Linked DNA regions of Homo sapiens: regions 1 and 3 are each linked to region 2. A link is a contact called in ENCODE Hi-C or POLR2A ChIA-PET data. All regions are on one chromosome and are shown on one strand. Each heading gives the region's core, a stretch centred on a gene start or an enhancer-like site at or near the end of the contact. The rest is flanking DNA. Distances are from core to core; before and after follow the strand shown.

Region 1 (4,207 bases), core at 1,620-4,119, 170 kb after region 2:
GACTCTACTCCCCTGGGCATCATGCAGAGCCCTTGCCCTCTGTGCCCTGTCCCCTTCCAACCCCTCTGCCCAAGAGAAAGCTCAGAGTCCTTCCACATCCAGAAACACAGGACTGGTTTCTACAAGTCCATTTTTTTCCCCCATAATTAAGGACTGCAGAAGGAAAGATGATTCGGATCTGGCTCGCAAGCTCAATGACTGAGAAAAGGACGCCAGGTTCCCTGGTACTAGTGACTCATACGCTTTTCAGGAGCGTCAAGACACTGTGATACATTTCTCCTGCTCTCCACAAAACTGCTCAAGGGATGAGGGACTCCCATCAGCCAAGGCAAATATACCATTGCTGTCTAAAGTAGCCAGATCACACACACAGAGAGGTCCTGGAAATGCCATTGAGAATAGGACCTTCCTTCACCCAGCCCATTTGGCAGTCCATGGCAGGGAAGCAGCAGAATTGCAGCCTCCGCAGGACTTTTAGGAGCCTGATCCACAGACTAGAGAAATGTACCTCTCCAGGAAAAAAACAGTATAGTCCTCTCATCTCCTGAGACTCCCATCCCAGCCACCTGGCTGGGAATAAACAACTCCTGTGACAAGCAACTCATTGCCTCTCTGAGACCTGGGTGTGCCACTGAGATCCATGACATCCTTCTCCAGGCAGAGCTGACGTGTGTCTCTCTGTAAGTCCCTCCCACTCACTTCATACCTTGGACCCCTAGATGGATCCCTGTGGCAAGAAAAGACCCACTGGTGACTTGCAGAAGTGGGATGTGCTGTGAGCCTCCCCTGCCAAATGCTGCACTTGCTTGCATGAGTTGGAAGTCCCCATCAATCTCTTCATCCACGCCCATTCTTCCACTCCAGTGTTCCTATTTCTTTCTGAAAGTGTGAGCTCCAGAAAACAGTGCAGGCTGGGCAAGGGGCTCACACCTGTAATCCCAGCACTTTAGGAGGCCAAAGCAGCAGGATCAGTTGAGGCCAGGAGTTCAAGACCAGCCTGGGCAACACGATGGGACCCCATCTCTAAATAAATGATTAGCTGGGCATAGCGGCACATTCCTGTAATCCAAGCTACTTAGGAGGCTGAGTCAGGAGGATCACCCCCTCAGGAGTTTGGGGCTGTAGTAAACCATGATCATGCCACTGCTCTCCAGCCTGGGCAACAAAGCAAGATCCTATCTCTATAAAAATAAATAAGCCAGGCATGGTGGCTCACGTCTGTAATCCCAGCACTTTGGGAGGCCCAGGAGGGCGGATCACCTGAGGTCAGAAGTTCGAGACCAGCCCGACCAACATGGTGAAACCCCAACTCTACTAAAAATACAAAATTAGCCGGGCGTGGTGGCACATGCCTGTAGTCCCAGCTACTCGGGAGGCTAAGGCAGGAGAATCACTTGAACCCAGGAGGTGGAGGTTGCAGTGAGCCGAGATCGCACCATTGCATTCCACCCTGGGCAACAAGAGTGAAACTCGTTTCAAAAATAAAATAAAATAAAAAGAAAGAAACAAACAAACAAACACACACACACACACACACACACACACACACAGCACAACCTCTGCCCCACGTCTCTCTGAGCAGCGTGATGGAGGATGCAAGACCAAGTCCCCCTCAGTCACCAAACAATTCAGTGCCTGCTCCATGCCAGGCTCACTATACCCTCCTAACAGTCTTTCTAGCATGGTGGGACTCTGCTGTTTCTGATGGACAAAATATATCAGCCCCATCTTCTCTGGTTTGAAACCCTGGAACTCATGGCCCCTCATAAGTGACTGTGAGACCAGGCTCTGTGTGTCAAGCTGAACTCTCATAGCTGATGGAATGAGCACAGGAGTGAAGCCCCAGGAGGAGGAGGAGGTGAGTAGCTGCAGGCCAGGGCTCAGGCAGCCCGTGGGCTAATGTGTGCCCTCCTGCTGATCTGCTGCATGGCTTTACCAGGCTTAGAAAAAAGCATCCAAGGTTCCTTCAGTGATCCAGATAGTAGAAACACCAGGTCTCAAATGCCTCAGTGCAGCTGCATGTCGCCAGAAGCAGTACTGGGAGGCTCGGTGGATAGGACTCAACATTAGCTGGAAACACAGGCAAGTCAGACTGAGAATCCAGACTGAGTCAGAAGTCCCTGTGTCCTTGCCATGGGTGTATCAGTTATCAGTGGCTGTGTAACAAATTAGCCCAAAACTTAGCACTCAAAATGTGAGCATTTCTTATGTCATAGTCTTTGTGGGTCAGGAATCTGGGAGTGACTTCACTGGATGGTTCTGGCACAGGCTATAGTTCGGATGTCAGCCAAGGCTACTGTCACCTGAAGGCATGACTGGGGTTGGAAGATCTGCTTCTGAGATGTCCCCATGGTCACACAGCCTACAAGTCAATGCTGACTGTTGGGGACCATTAGCCCTCGCTGCATGGGCCTGTTTGTATGGTTTCTTCAATGTCCTCATGAGGTGGCGCTAGCATCCCCCAGAGTAAGTGTTCCAAGAGAACAAGGAGGGAAGCACCGTTTCTTCTTCTTATTATTATTTTTTTCTTTTTTTGAGATGGAGTTTCGCTCTTTTGCCCAGGCTGGAGTGAAGTGGCATGATCTTGCCTCACTGCAACCTCTGTCATCCAGGTTCAAGCAATTCTCCTGCCTCACCCTCCCGAGTAGCCGGACTTATAGGCACTCACCACCACGCCTGGCTAATTTTCATAGTTTTAGTAGAGACAGGGTTTCACCATGTTGGCCAGGCTGGTCTCAAACTGCTAACCTCAAGTGTTCCACACGCCTCGGCCTCCCAAAGTGCTGGAATAAGGTGTGAGTCACCTCACCCAGCCAGAAGCACCACTTCTTCTATAACCCAGCCTCAGAGGTCATAGTCGGTCATCTCTAGAATATCCTATTGGTCACACAGTCAGCCCTATTCAGCGTGGGAAGAGACTACACAAGAGCATGGGTGTCAGCAGGCAAGACTATCTGAGTTCATCTCAGAGGTTGCCTGCCACAATGGCGAGTTCTATCAGGAGGACGTCCCTGAGCTACAGCTGACGTTTGTGTCACCAAAAACCATGGGGCGTCTACACATCTGCACTTCCATATCTCTATGGGTTTGTTTTTTTAACTGCACCATTATCACGTGTGTGTCAAGGGACACATCGGCCTGTTCAGCAGAGGGGCGGAGACTTCTGACTCATTCAGGAATAATGGGGCCAATGCTCGATTCTGCAATAGAGCAAGTAACACCACAAAGAGGGGATAAAAGGCACATCCAGCCCGTCCTCACCTGCATCCTCAGCGGAGGGCCTGTTGAGGTGCTTGTGCTTAATACAGAGATGGTGGCCAATTGTCAGAGGGGAAGGACAATTTAGGGTGCAATGCTGGTTACTTTTACACATATTGTCTTCAACACAATCCCTGGATCTCTGTCAAGGCACAGGGAGCATTGAAAGAAATAGCAAGAGGCTGGGCGGGGTGGCTCACGCCTGTAATCCCAACACTTTGGGAGGCCGAGGTGGGTGGATCACCTGAGGTCAGGAGTTCGAGACCAGCCTGGCCAACATGGTGAAACCCTGTCTCTACTAAAAATACAAAAATTAGCAGGGTGTGGTGGCAGACGCCTGTAGTCCCAGCTACTTGGGAGGCTGAGACAGGAGAATTGCTTGAACCCAGTAGGCTGATGTTCTAGTGAGCCAAGATCGCTCCACTGCACTCCAGCCTGGGTGACAGAGTGAGACTCCGTCTTACAAAAAAAAAAAAAAAAAAAATAGCATGAGTGAAATTTGGAATTGTAACCCTGAAGGAAGAATAAGAATTGAGTGGGGAAAGACATTGTATTTGGTAGCGGGTTGTGAGCTATTATACTTGGGGCACAGCTGTCATACTTGCCCCCTTCCTTCATCAGATGGGGTTGGAGGCTGGACGAGATGAGGTCAGCAACACGAAGACAGGAAGAGAGACCTCAGTGTGGCGGTGGCTAATCTCGAGGTCACATCAAAGTCAGCCTACACCAGCAAGACAGGAGCCCAAAGGCAGAGTAGAGAGTCAGGCAGCATGGCAGTGAGTTCCTGAGTCACGGCCACCATGGAAAACCATATGCCACCAGGGAGAATCTCTGCATGTTCCCAGGACCCATTCCTGCCAGGGAGAGAGAGGGCTTGGCTCCCAGAAGTTATGTAGGTAGAACTTCGAGCCAGAGCCTGCTATTTTTGGGATCCACTGCCCTCGGCTGA
Region 2 (3,662 bases), core at 294-2,793:
ATCCATCTTCACACCCAACTCTGCTTAAAACTCTCAGGGGTCCTTCATCATCTCCAGGACAATGTCTGAACCCCTAAGCATGGCACATGGGGTCCCGCCTGTGGCCTCACACTTACCCTGCTGGGGTCCATGCACACATGAGTGCAACGCATGACTTCCACACCAGGCCCCGATCCCCTGCCACCCTCCCTCTAGCTAGACCTCCCTTGCCCTTTCACTTTGGATTACACTCCCTGTCCTCCCATAAGACCCAAATCAAGTATCGTTGCCTTGGTAAAGGCTTTCCCAACCGCCTGCTCAGGGGCCCACAGCACTTTGCTGACACTGTAACTTACCTTCGGGAATGTAGCCTCCTCCACTGCAGTAGGCTGCAGATGGTGGGGATCTTAACCAGGGTGACGGCCTCAGCACTTGGCATGGAGTCAGGCTCATAACAGGTGACCAAATACCACATGCTGTGCAATTAATAAAATGAAGGAAGATGCCGGACGCAGTGGCTCAAGCCTGTAATCCTAGCACTTTTGGAGGCTGAGGTGGGTGAATCACTTGAGGCCAGGAGTTCAAGACCAGCCTGTCCAAAATGGTGAAACCCTGTCTTTACTAAAAATATTTAAAAAATTATCCAGGTGTGGTGGTGCATGCTTGTGATCCCAGCTACTCAGGAGGCTGAGACAGAAAAATCGCTTGAACCCAGGAGGCAGAGGTTGCAGTGAGCCGGGATCGCTCCTCTACACTCCAGCCTAAGTGACAGAGTGAGTGAGACTCTGTCTCAAAAAAAAAAAAAAAAAAGAAAGAAAGAAAGAAAGAAAGAAAGAAAGAAATGGGCCAGGCATGGTGGCTCACTCCTGTAATCCTAGCACTTTGGGAGGACAAGGCAGGCAAATTGCCTGGGCTCAGGAGTTTGAGACCAGCCTGGTCAACACAGTGAAACCCCGTCTCTACTAAAATGCAAAAAAAAAAAAAAAAAAGATTAGCCAGGCATGGTGGCATGCACCTGTATTCCCAGCTATTTGGGAGGCTGAGGCAGGAGAACTGCTTGAACCAGAGAAGCGGAGGTTGCAGTGAGCCAAGATTGCGCCAGTGCACTGCACTCCAGCCTGAGTGACAGAGCGAGACTCCATCTCAAAAAAAAAAAGAGGGAAGAAATGCTTTGAGAACCGCTGAACCCAGAGGAGGCCCCATGCCTGTCCCCACAGTGATACTTCACTATAGACATGAGGGCTAGAGAAAGTCCAGAGGCTGCAAAGAAGGTCTAAGTTTGGTTCAGCTAGTGCTTCTCAGCTCACTGAATTGACAGGCTTCATGGAGAGGAAGACTTTGCCCCACATAGAGGTGAGCCACAAGTGTGCACTTATTGCCATGTCTGTTTAGGGCAGGGCCATACGGAGATAAGCATGTCAAAATAAGCCTTGAGAGTCTAGCTAAGCAAGAACTAGGACAGGTTGGAAGAGGGAGGCACAGGACAGAGAAATAGCCCATTCAGCTTTGCAGACACTCCCCTGGTGGGCTGAGCCCTGTGGCCCTAGTGGGTGGAGGTTTCCCAAGACAAATTCCACGAAGGGACTTTGGAAATCCAGAGGCCTGACCTGAAGGCAAACTGGCAAAGCAGTGCATCGCCAAACAGCAGACCTTGTGGTTTACAGCAAAGACCAAAGGGAAGCTTAGGATTTGGAGACCTTCATGGCAAGAGTAATGAAAATAAAATCTGCTCTGCTCAGAGCAGTTCGGAGAGAAACAGGCCCAGCCACATGGAACCAGAACAGATGGGCTGTACAGGAGGGATGTTCATCAGCACTGCTATGGGGGAGGGAACATGCACAGGCTTGCATGTCCCCGTCAGGGATTCTAGGTGACACTATCAACATGTGACAGCTGACACGGAGGTGGCATCAACAGAGGTTAATGGATGACTCAGAGGCATTATTTATTACTGTTATTTTTGCCCTCCCTCACAGTGGTTTATAGAAAGTGCTTTGTCAAGATTTCCAGACCCAGCCATGTACAAATGACATAAGGCAGATTCTCAGGGGAGCCCCTCTCTGACTCAGGGCTGTGAGCTAGCAGGCAGCAGGGAAGCACAAAGCGTTGACTGAGCAGCACCAAATCAAAATGGCAAATGATACTCTGGCCCCTACCACAGCAAGCAGGCAGCCTAAAGCCCAAGGGACTGGAGAGGATGGGTCAGGATGGGTCCTGTACCCATCTGCCGCAAAGGAGCAAGCATTCTTCAAGGTGACCAAACCTGGATTTGTTTAAAAATATCAGCAAGTCAGGTGCCCTAGTAATGGCAGTACATATAAATTACACTTGGAAACATTTGCCAAAGGACTGATCAATCCCATGATTTATTCAGGGTGATCTATATCAGCAAAGATGGTAGAAATTCCAGGCCATTGCACAGAAAGTTTAACATGTGTGGTAGAACTAGGATCTTTCTCTTACTAAAAGGAACGCTCTAACGAGAGTGATACTGCAGCAGTTTTTTCTTTGGATCTATCTATTTACCTACATATCTATTTATTTATCATCTATCTATTGTTGGAGACAGGGTTGGATTGGGCAAGAAGAAAAGGCATTTGCCTGGATGTGCATCAATAGATAATAACAGAAGCTTTCTAGAACCTCAGAATCTTTCCCTTTATTCATGTATTTGCATGTTCTGTTGTTTCTTTCTTTCTGCTGTGTGTGTGTGTGTGTGTGTGTGTGTTTGTGTGTGTGTGTGTGTGACAGAATCTCCCTCTGTCGCCCAGGCTGGAGTGCATTGGTGTGATCTTGGCTGACTGCAACCTCCGCCTTCCAGGTTCAAGCGATTCTCCTGCCTCAGCCTCCTGAATAGCTGAAATTACAGGCGCCTGCCACCATGCCCAGCTAATTTTAATATTTTTTAGTAGAGACGGGGGTTTGCCATGTTGGTCAGGCTGGTCTCGAACTCCTGACCTCAGGTGATCCACCTACCTCGGCCTCCCAACGTGCTGGGGTTATAGGCGTGACCTACCACGTCTGGCCTCTTTCTGCTTACTTTTGAGGCACAGGTCCTTCTTTTGGATTTAGAAACCCAAAGGGGTGAGTGATCACATTATGACTTGGATTTTTAGTTCCCTGAGTCTGAACTTGCCTACTAATATGCTATCATATGCCCAAATTATTTTTGTGCAAAGTTCATCAAGCTTCTCCAGGAACCAAGGGAACCAGAAGATGGGTTTTGTTATCGCTTACAAGCTGACCCTGGAGAAGGTCACTGAGCCACTGGGGTGTTGCTTGAGCTGTAAGTATCTCTGTGGCAAGCTCCAGAAGTCAGTGATATTCTGAGATGGGCATAAGTATCTTGAGAGGAACAAACCCATGCTGAAGTGGGGTGGGGCTCAGGACGTGCTTTCCCTTGGGCACCATGTTGTTAGACCACTTGTAGTGTGGTTGGCCATGTTTCTTTACACCCGCACAGCCTCATGATAAATAGTCACTGCTAGCAGCTACTCTGCACCATCTGGGGCCTGTAGCAGCTGGAAAAGTGATGAGGTAAGGGTGAGTGGCTAGAAGGGAGAAGGGGCCAGAGGGTGTCCAGGCTGCCAAAACCAATCTGAGACGATCATAAGCATGGCCCAGCTTCTTCTTATGAACTGAGTTTTCCTTCATTATGAGCCAAACCCAAATCGTACCCTTTG
Region 3 (4,225 bases), core at 800-3,299, 230 kb after region 2:
TTATACAGAGACTTCCATCCAGCATCCTCACAGTGTCTGGCCTGGGCTGTACAAATCCAGAGACCTAGAAACAGAAACTGTGATTCCTCTCGAGAAGTGAGGCTGCTATGTGGCTGGCGTGCACACCACACTGCCAGCTTCGGGCTCTATTGCCTTATCTTAAATTACAAACTCTACCAGAAGAAAATGTCACCCTTCTGCTGGGGTCCGGAAGGCTTTGTGTGTGTTAACAATCATCTTGGAACCTGCGCTCAAGACGACCTCAAGCACACTTTGTTCTTCAGCTCTGGACGTGTCGTGGCCGTCAGGGTGAAGAGAGAGATGAGAACAGAGGCTTGGACAGGACAGCCCTGGCTGACCAGTCAAGTGTAGAAGACACATACATACATTTCCTTTTTTCCTTTTCTTTTTCAACTTTTATTTTAGAGTCAGGGAGTACCTGTGCAGGTTTGTTACAAGGTATATAGCATGATTCTGAGCTTTGGGGTACGATTGGCACCCAGGTAATGGGCATAGCACCCAACAGGTAGTTTTTCAGCCCTTGCCCCTCCTCCCCTGTCCCTGGTCTAGTAGTCCCCGGTGACTATTGTTCCCATCTTTATTCATGATAGCAAAAACACAGAATCAACCCAGTTTCCCATCAATGGTGAATTGGATAAAGATGTGGTTCATATACACCGTGGAATACTACACAGCCATAAAAAAGAATGAAATCAGGTCTTTTGCAGCAACATGGATGTGGCTGGAGGCCATTAACCTAAGCGAATTAATGCAGGAACAGAAAACCAAATATATCATGTTCTCACTTATCAGTGGGAGCTAAACACATACCTTTCGGAAGGCACCAGAACACTGGTTTGTTCCTGCTTTGTCTTGGCACCAACCCACTTGGCCCCTGACTCATCTTTCTCTACAACACTCCTGTTTGCTTTTCTCTACCATGGAGAAGGTATGTCTCAGTGGAAGAACTATGGGAGGTATTCAGCCCAAACATCCTCTAAGACAGTAAAGTGTTAACAGCTTAGAAAGAGCTGCAGACTATTAAAATGTGAGCTGCGTTAGTCAGCTGAACCGAGAATTCTCATCCTGGCCCTTGCTCTTGGAGGGAATGCATGCCTTAGTGCTTACTCAGCTCTTAAACAGGGTTTGTTGTTTTGTGTGTTTTTGTTTCCCGTGACTGTGTGTGTTTGACTTTTTTTAAACTGTGGTTTAAGAAAAAAAAAAAAAGTTGATCAGTAAGTCAAAGTGTCAGAACTGTCTGGGTTGAAGCAGGCACTCATAGGGAAGCAGGAAGACCAGTCTGTAGGTTTAGGGGAGGGGAGCAGAGGAAACAGAATTTTCATTCCACACCAAGCCTGCAAAATCATACAGACAGGAGAGCCCAGACAAAGCTAAATGTCATTTTCTTTATCCTAATTTATTGATTTCTGCTGGCTGTCGGGAGCTCTCGGGGAGGAAGCATGCTGAGTCCATAGCTAATGCTTTTCGTTGTTCTCACAGTTAGTGGGCCCTGGAGCTTGGGGAAGGGGGTGGCATAAGTGCAGGGAAATGGTGACGAGATGCAAAAGAATCATGGTGGCCAGAGCAGAAAATGTGTGCTCACATTTCTCTCTCTGCAGTGTTTCTGAAATGGCCTCTTCATTTACTTGAAAGAGACCTCATGCCAAAAAATGCATAGCATCATCCCCCACCTGCTCAGTCATGCCTTGAATCTCAAGCCCAGAAACGCAACTGCTGCCGGTGGGGGGTGCACCCCAAAAGTCCTCATCCTGAGAACACCTGTTAAAAAGTCCACGATGGCAGAAATCCCTGGTGCTGCATGGAGAATCTCCACTCAGGTGCGTCACCCCCTAGACGTTAGGAAGGTCCGGGGCAGGTGTCCGGTGGGGTCAGGGAGACACGCAGGTTCAAGGTTGTTCTACAACCCTGAGAGAAATGTCTGGGCCTCAGAACGTCAAGAGAGCTGGTTCTTCAGAGTTCTATTTTCCATTCCGCTACTTTGAGAGGGATGTGGGCTTTCATTGTGCTCGTTATTTTCATGAAAACTCATTACAAAACTGAAACCAACATCACAGAACAATGAGGAATCACCAGCCCATTGAACAAGTGCAGAGCGGCACATATGACCACTGCAATGCTTCCTTTCCAAAGCTCTTTTGCTCTTGCGTGGAGTGGCCCCCGCCACGGGCTTTCCCAGGTCACACCTGCTCCACACTTCTCTCCAGGTGCCTCTGTCCCCTGAGGCCTCACCTCGGGCCCGGGTCGCCCTGCACAAACAGCCCCTGGGCGGGCACACAGCACTGACTCTGCTGCAGTCTCCAGGTTCCCGAAGCCAGCTGCCTACTGGACACTGCACCCTTAAAGTCCCACCGATGCATCCCCAACAGGGTCTCCTCCACGGCCCCCCTTCCTGGTGAAGTCTGATCAGCTTCCAGCCACACAGATGTGAAGACTCATTGTCTCCAAGGAGCCCCAGAGTCCGGTTGATTCCCCTTCTGAATGTCTCCTCATTCTGACCTCCTCCTTCTCACACCCACTGCCCTCCACCCAGCCTGGCCTCAGCCCAGAAGGGCCTCCTCTCCAGCCTCCGTCCGGGTCTCTGTCACCTCACCTGTACTCTGCCCTCCACCTCACCTCTACTCTGCCCTCCGCCTCCCTCTGGAAGGCTGCTGTCCTCCTCCGGGGTCCTTCACTGCTCACTGAACCACCTCTCAGTCTGACCTTCAAGGACCCAAATCTACCAACTCACTCTTCTCTTATTCTCTAACACCAACCCTCAACACCATCAGGCTGTCCCCTGCCACTCCATGAATGTCCGTCCCTCATACCTGTGTCCCCACCATCACCTTATTTAAAATGCCTCTCCCTCTGATCTGCCCATTCAACGCCTCATCGAAGCCCAATTCCAGTCCCTCCCTCCCTGTGGCAACCTTGCCTGACTCTGCAACAACTGCAACCCCATCCTTCTCCCTGCCTTTGTGTCCCCATGTTGCTTCATTATAGTGGGATGTCAATAGGCATTAAAAGGTTGCTGTCTCCTCTACTTCCTTGTACCCATTGTCAAAGACCCCCACCGGCTTGTTCGCAAATTCAGAAAAACGTTCCCCTTCCTCAGAACACTACTGCTCAGAGATTGTCGCATTTACCAAGTCTGTTCACATTTATGAACACATTTATGAAGCCTGAGATGAATGGTGGCCCTAGGACTGCTGGTGACAAACCCGCCTGAGCCCAGCCCCCAAGGTGGCAGGATCACTTCCTACCCACTGTGCACACCAACTTCAGGTTCTTCATTTCCCAGCTTTCAAGTAGGCTTTGTCTATCTCTAGCGGAAACAATAAATAGTCTGAAAACCAAAGCACTTTTGATTTGCAAAAGGCAGGCTGCACTGAGAAAGAGATTTCTCTTAGAATTCTGAAGGATGCCTTCACACATCAAGAACCAAGTTAGAGCTTGGGAGTGCAGGTTTATGCCATGACTATGAGGAGCAGAAGTGAACAGAAAAATGTGGGTTGATGTCAGAGAATAGCTATTTATCTACCGGAAAGGAAATGATGGATTACCAATAGGCAAGAAGAAGGGAATCCACAGAGAATATAGCTTAGACACTTGGGACGAAACTGGAAATGTTTCCCCCAGCTCTCCCCCTCCAAACCGTGCCCCTCCCCCAGTGAAAACGCCAGCAGGGGAGGCAACCAGAAGTCTCAGAAACCCCAGGTGGGCTTGGAAGGAACTAATTAGCTTGGGAGAGCTAATATCTCAAAACAGTATTTACCATCTGATGGATTTTCCCTTCATGGGGATGCATCTCCTCACCGACACTGTAAATCAGCTGCCGGGGCAGGCCCGTGGCACAGGTGTGCACACACCTGGCAGCCTCAGCTCTATTCTCTGCTCACCAGAGTCCAGCAGCCAGCACATAATCCCCTTGTTAATACACTGCTCCACTCCTAATAAGAGCAGGGCAGCGTCCCAGGGCCTAAGGTTTACAGAGACTGCTGAAGAAGGGGCAGTTGGGTCCTTCACTCTTTGGTAGGGGAAGCAGGATAAAAGGGGCTGCTAGAATGTATGGCAGCGTGGAGGGCTGAGCAATGATTCAGAGCTGGGGGATCAGGGATGGCTTCATGGAAGAGGTGGAAATTGGCTTGAGTCTAGAAGGGTGAAGAGCGTGTGATATTGTTTCTTCATCGTCCACCTTCCTCAGACCAAGGAGAAAAGGGGACTT

What was found. Hi-C counts contacts between places; a loop is a spot of excess contacts on that map. ChIA-PET counts read pairs that join two places held with the same protein, here RNA polymerase II (POLR2A). Pooled maps may share reads with other maps.
Region 1: a pooled map shows a loop between it and region 2 (1.9-fold over the local background). The contact joins two enhancer-like sites. A Hi-C loop is called at or near these places in 1 of 168 maps with a recorded cell type or tissue (HepG2) and 2 of 50 pooled maps. POLR2A ChIA-PET finds 5 or more read pairs at or near these places in 5 of 52 experiments (HepG2, activated T-cell, activated naive CD4-positive, alpha-beta T cell and 1 more).
Region 3: a loop to region 2 is called in a pooled map, with 6 times the contacts of the local background. The contact joins two enhancer-like sites. A Hi-C loop is called at or near these places in 1 of 168 maps with a recorded cell type or tissue (thyroid gland), 4 of 37 single-sample maps with no recorded cell type and 3 of 50 pooled maps. POLR2A ChIA-PET finds 5 or more read pairs at or near these places in 2 of 52 experiments (IMR-90 and activated B cell).

The regions. Positions count from the first base shown.
Region 1 is chr1:234,863,467-234,867,673 of GRCh38, forward strand. The region is part of intron 2 of LOC107985365 (a long non-coding RNA gene); the gene reads right to left. Among named protein-coding and RNA genes, the nearest start is that of LINC02971, 92 kb to the right of the region's middle. Within about 2 kb of position 2,870, at least 13 of the 41 ENCODE cell types and tissues checked have a DNase peak (open chromatin) inside an H3K27ac peak, as active enhancers do.
Region 2 is chr1:234,698,493-234,702,154 of GRCh38, forward strand. No RefSeq gene overlaps it. Among named protein-coding and RNA genes, the nearest start is that of LINC01132, 24 kb to the right of the region's middle. RefSeq lists enhancers at 1,718-1,967, 1,750-2,044. Within about 2 kb of position 1,544, at least 12 of the 41 ENCODE cell types and tissues checked have a DNase peak (open chromatin) inside an H3K27ac peak, as active enhancers do.
Region 3 is chr1:234,924,947-234,929,171 of GRCh38, forward strand. No RefSeq gene overlaps it. Among named protein-coding and RNA genes, the nearest start is that of LINC02971, 30 kb to the right of the region's middle. RefSeq lists enhancers at 1,714-1,793, 2,554-2,643. Within about 2 kb of position 2,050, at least 25 of the 41 ENCODE cell types and tissues checked have a DNase peak (open chromatin) inside an H3K27ac peak, as active enhancers do.